2 separate regions of the Homo sapiens genome follow, and region 1 is linked to region 2. Evidence: read pairs that join two places in POLR2A ChIA-PET (ENCODE). Cell type or tissue: GM12878. All regions are shown on one strand. Each heading gives the region's core, and the rest is flanking DNA. Links, peaks and the distances in the headings are about the cores only. Region 1 overlaps EPS15 (epidermal growth factor receptor pathway substrate 15). Region 2 overlaps EPS15 (epidermal growth factor receptor pathway substrate 15).

Evidence for each region. Peaks named below come from ENCODE experiments on the same cell type or tissue, not always from the same donor. Only the 100,000 strongest peaks of a DNase experiment are listed, where the experiment ranks them.
Region 1: POLR2A ChIA-PET joins it to region 2 with 7 read pairs; 4 of 35 experiments call an interaction of 5 or more read pairs at or near these places.

Annotation. Positions count from the first base shown.
Region 1 is chr1:51,445,461-51,448,285 of GRCh38, reverse strand. EPS15 (epidermal growth factor receptor pathway substrate 15) reads left to right here. Exons shown (of 25, transcript NM_001981.3): 9 at 151-240; 10 at 1,181-1,326. Among named protein-coding and RNA genes, the nearest start is that of EPS15-AS1, 71 kb to the left of the region's middle. In GM12878, for the core only: no CTCF peak of the experiment used is centred there; no DNase peak of the experiment used is centred there; H3K27ac peaks cover 354 bases.
Region 2 is chr1:51,393,814-51,396,638 of GRCh38, reverse strand. It overlaps EPS15 (epidermal growth factor receptor pathway substrate 15), which reads left to right. Exons shown (of 25, transcript NM_001981.3): 21 at 2,192-2,258. Among named protein-coding and RNA genes, the nearest start is that of TTC39A, 65 kb to the right of the region's middle. In GM12878, for the core only: no CTCF peak of the experiment used is centred there; no DNase peak of the experiment used is centred there.

The DNA of each region.
Region 1 (2,825 bases), core at 98-2,597, 52 kb before region 2:
CCCTCATTTTCCTCTTCTTTCCCTCCCAGCCCAATTTCTTAAAAAAGGATTTGAGAGCCTGACGATGATTTATCATTGAACAATAATCAATTCAGTGGGTGGATGTTAAGTGCTTTTAATATATATGACCCTGGTTCATTTATTTTGAAGGCCATGTTTTTGGTATACTGTGCACTGGAGAAAGAACCTGTGCCAATGTCCTTGCCTCCAGCCTTGGTGCCACCATCTAAGAGAAAAACGGTCAGTATATCAGGCTCTGTGCGGTTGATCCCCTCTTCAGCATCAGCCAAGGAATCTTACCACTCCTTACCATCTGTAGGCATTTTACCTACCAAAGCACCATTAAGACAGGTATAGATTTATCAGTGTTAAAGGATTTTTTTTTAACAAAGTACATGGCATTTAACAGTTTACTATTTGACAAAGATAGAGCAATTAAAAGGATAAAAATTTTAGAGCACCATCTCGTTGAACCTGCATAATGTGATACTCCAGAGAAGACAGATATTCCTTCTACATTAGGCCTTGGGTCATATGGATGTTTTATTGGTTTTATTTTGATCTCCCTGGAATTAAAGTTAGAAATGGAAGATGCTCCATGCTAACATGGCATGTTTGCCCTGGCATAATTAATAGTTGTTTTTATTTTTGTTTAATACCTAGTTAACTCTTGATTCTTTGGGATCAAATTATTGAATTCTGGGTTGTCCAAGGCTTTTTTTTTTCTGCCCCCAGCCTGCCTCTTGTCAGATTGAGTAAAGGAAGATAATGACAGGATATGCAAATCAGCCAGTTTGGCTATGGTTAACACTGCTGGGTCAAACTATAAAAAATAAAGATTGAGAATTATCTGAGTATTTTGTTTATACAGACTTTCAGTTACCTATATTAATGTGGGCATTAGTCAAGAGTTAACTATGTTTGAATTTACTCATTTCTTAAAAAAAAGTAAAAATGTGCACCTATGGATAAGTCCTAACTGACCTGTATTTTCTTCTGTTATTTTCTCTTCCCCACAGCATTTTGATTGAGATGTCATATGGAAGTGATACATTGTTGCTCTGAGTTAGTAGGGTAGAATTGTTCAGAATTTGTGATGGATATTGTAATGGATTGAAAGAGTGACACTTCAAAGTTTGTTTCATTTTGGCAGAAATACTGTTTTTTTTCCTCCCTGTAGTGGGTTGTATCCCCTGCAGAAAAAGCTAAATATGATGAAATCTTCCTGAAAACTGATAAAGATATGGACGGATTTGTGTCTGGATTGGAGGTCCGTGAAATATTCTTGAAAACAGGTTTACCTTCTACCTTACTAGCCCATATATGGTAAGACTTTATTTGAATTGATTTTTTAAAAATATGGTTTTGTATCAATTCCAGTTTCTGCATTTTGATTTTTAGTCATTTGTAAATAGGACAGTTTTTGTTTCAGAATTTTTTATAGAGAAAATCAGAATCTGAAGAATTCTTCTGGCTAATGGACAAAAGCTTGAGAATGGGTTACCTGAAGCTTTATAAGATTGACAGCATCCGCTGGGCATGGTGGCTCACGCCTGTAATCCCAGCACTTTGGGAGGCCGAGGTGGGTGGATCACCTGAGGTCGGGAGTTTGAGACCAGCTTGGCCAACATGGTGAAAAGCTGTCTCTACTAAAAACACAAAAAATTAGCCAGACATGGTGGTGTGCGCCTGTAGTTCCAGCTACTCGGGAGGGTGAGGCAGGAGAATTGCTTGAACCTGGGAGGTGGAGGTTGCAGTGAGCTGAGATCACGCCATTGCACTCCAGCCTGGGCAACAAGAATGAAACTCCATCTCAAAAAAAAAAAAAAAAAGAATGACAGTGTCAGTTAATTGTTATTAGAATGTTAAAATCCAGCTTCTGTTTATATCAATTAAACTTAAAATTTTCAGAGAGAATCCAGATATCTGAAATTTAAACAATGTAAAAAACAGTATCTTCAAGGCATACCTGCATAATTTTATAGTGTATATGTATACTTTCATACCTTCACATAGGAATAACATACTTGGTCCTTGAAAAGGCAAACCCTAGTGTCTTTAATGAATTTCACAGAAAATGAGATAATGTATATGAAAATGCTTTATAGTTTGTCTGCCGCCAATCCACCTAACGATACCAGAGGTTATCTTCAGGTTTTCAAGAGGCAGAAACGTCACAAGTGGGGCCACATGGTTGTAAAGAGAAACTTAGAAAAGAAGGGAGGCAGACAGTAAGTAGATCTGCCTTAAAAGAAACAAGAACCCAAGACTGGGAAAGATTAAATATGCATAACTAGTAGTAGCTGCCACTATTGAGTGCCTAGGGTAGGCACTATACTCAATAAATGGCAGTTGTCACGGGCTTAATGTTATGCCTAAGCTTTTTATATATCCTGTCTTTAATTCTCATAGTAATTTCGCAAGATGGGTGTTATCATCTCCACTTTATAGATGAGGAAACTAAGATTTGGAGAGGTTAAAAAACTTAGCCAAGGTTATAAGAAGAAATAAGTAGAAAAGCTGGAATTTAAGATCTATGTGACATGTAGTCTTTTTACTTATGTAGTCTTTTCATCAGGCCCTACTGGCCTTCAGTGCATTAAACAGATCAGGATTTCAGAAAGCTGAGCTTTTTTTTTTTTTAATTACAGAAAAAGAAAGTAGAGTAAAACCTTTGCAGTTTCTCTTCAAGTGATTGTGTAAAGCTTTCCAGATTGCTGCCTTTTCCTCACATGTGATTTCCATTTGCAGCTGTTTATTCTGCTTTGGCTTGGTGATCCTTGTATCCTCCTACTCCAAGAGTTGCAGGAGGCATAGCAATATCA
Region 2 (2,825 bases), core at 212-2,711:
ACTAAACCTGACACACATGTGGTTATGCCCTTTCCCTTTCTCCTTGTGATGGCAAATCAAATCTGCAAGCTGTTGTTTAAAACACAGCCTGTTAGTTTTTTCTTCTCTCAAAGAGAAGAAGTAATAATACAGGTTGAGCACCCCAAATCCGAAATGTGCCAGTGAGCATTTCCTGAGTATCATGTCAGCACTCAAAAGGTTTCAGACTTTGGAGCATTTCACGTTTTCAGATTATGGATGTTCACTTGGTAAGTATAACACAAATATTCCAAAATCTGAAAAAAAACCCAACATCCAAAATACTTTTTGTCCCAAGCATTTCAGATAAGGATGCTCAGCCTGTACTTGGTGACTTGTTATGTCAGTGACCTTCTCTTACACTGGAGTTATGACTATCATATTAGGAAACATGGAAAGTTATCTCGCTATATAGACCAGTTTAAGTTTTTCTTTAATTGCTGTTTATTCTGCAGATATCTAAGTTAGTGTGCTAGTTGTATAATAGTATAATTGGCCTCAGTTAATACTATCATTACTTTTTATCATTCATAGTTTTCATTTCTAAAAACTTCATTAGTATTAATTCTTTCTGCTAGTAGTTTTAATGGACTCTCTTTTATAAAGAGAGAAGGTTAGTCCCAGTTAACATTACCTTTCTCTACAATTAATTTTTTTAACTTGGAGATTTATACATTAGCTCTGGCAGTATTATTTGACATTTATTTGTAATATCCAACTTCTTGATAATTGGAAATAGAGTCTGTAATACAAATGACATTGATAATCATGCATCAGAGTTGCATATAAATGTTCAGAAACTCTTTTCACACTCTTTTTACCTGTTTGCCAAGTCTTTCATCTAGCCCCTTAAAAAGAGCCTGGTGCCAGAAAGAGGAAACTCAGTTATCTTCCTAGATATACAATTTGTTTGACTATGATTAAAAACTAAAGTATAAAGTAGGAAGACAGTTAAAAGCCAGAATCGCTGGCATCTGGTAACATCCTCACCTTTAGCAAGATCAGTTGCTCTTGATCCCAGACTTTTACATAGCTTATTGTTGAAAGCAGGATCTTAGCAAAAAGCTATCTTTGTGTATATGTGTGTGTGTGTGTGTATGTGTGTATGTGTGTATATGTGTTTTCTCTCTGAGGGTCAGAATGCAGAATGATTTTTAGATAACAATTAGAAAATAGAAATGTAACATTTTATGATATTAAGTACTAGGATATTTGAGAATTAAAATAGTGTGTGCATTCTAAACGTAAAATGATATTCTGGAATCGAAAAAGGACATTAATGGAAAAACTGGTGAAATCTAATAAAATCTATGGTTTATAGTTTTGTACCAGTGTTCTTAGTTTTAATAGATGTACTATAATTATGTGAGATATTAACATTAGGGGAAACTGGGTGAAAAGTGCATGGGAACTCTGTACTATCTTTACAACTCTTATGTAAATGTAAATTATTCCAAGATAAAAGGTTAGTGGTGGCTGCCACCTAAAATCCCAGTGCTTTCAGAGGCCAAGGTGGGAGGATTTCTTGAGGCCAGGATTTGAGGAAAACATAGCAAGACCCTATCTATACAAATAATAACAAAAATTACCCAGGTATGGTGGCATACACCTGCGGTCCCAGCTATTCAGGAGGCTAAGGCAGGAGAGAGGCAGGAGGATCACTTGAGCCCAGGAGTTTGAGGTTACAGTAAGCTGTGATCACACCACTGCATTCCAGCTGGGGTGACAGAGCAAGACCCTGTCTCTAAAAAATAAGTAAAAAGTTAAAACAGTGTACATCTATACAACTAGCAAGATTATGAAGAAAAAAATAAACGAATATCACCAAAGTCAGGATTGTGATTATAGAGGGACACATGAAGACTTCTGAGGTATTGGCAGTTTCCTGGGAGATGACTACACAAGTGTTCACTTGATACTTACTTGTTAAACCATAGATCTGTTTCATGTACTTTTCTGAATAGATGTTATATTTCACAGTTAAGATTAGAAAATAATATGTATTATTTCCAGTTAGTAAGATTGCAGATCACTATGGGGAAACATTTGTTCCTAATGTCTATATTCCTTAATTAATTAAGAATTTGTAAAGAATATATTCTTTGGAGTGGTGATGAGGTTTCAGCTGTGAAGTGTTGCCTCTCTCATTCATGGTTTTGTATGCTTTGTTTAGGTAGAAACGTTGAAGCACAATGATCCTTTTGCTCCTGGTGGAACAGTTGTTGCAGCAAGCGATTCAGGTAAATAAATAATTTATCAACTTCATTGAACATTAAACATTTTTTTTAAGATTCTTTTTTCTTTGTCTCTAAATATATTTGTCCTGTTATTTATAGCTTTAAAATTATTGCATAATTATATCCAATAGTAATTTACCAATAATAAGCATTTGTATATCACTTTCTACTTATCTTTCATTCTTTCATTTATTATTCATGTTGAATATTACACTAGAATATGAACTCTACCCAGTATCAGTAAACCAATAAAAATGTTTTGCTTTATAAAATGCTGTGTTGCTTGGCAGCTTCAAAGTCAGCATTGACTGTTACGGATCTTGGTCTAAGTTAAAAGATTAGTGGCTTCCAGTAGAAAATGAAAATTGCTTTACAAATACAAATGGGTTCTGTTAATAATACAGAGAAAAGCTAAATGTTATTTTAGCATCCAGTCTTCATACTTCATTTATGGTATAAAATTTTTTATTTATTCTTTTAATAACTTTTTAAATAGTAATCTCATTTTAAACATAAACTGAGGACCAGAATATTAAGCAGTGTTCATCAAGATCGTACAGTTTAATAGAT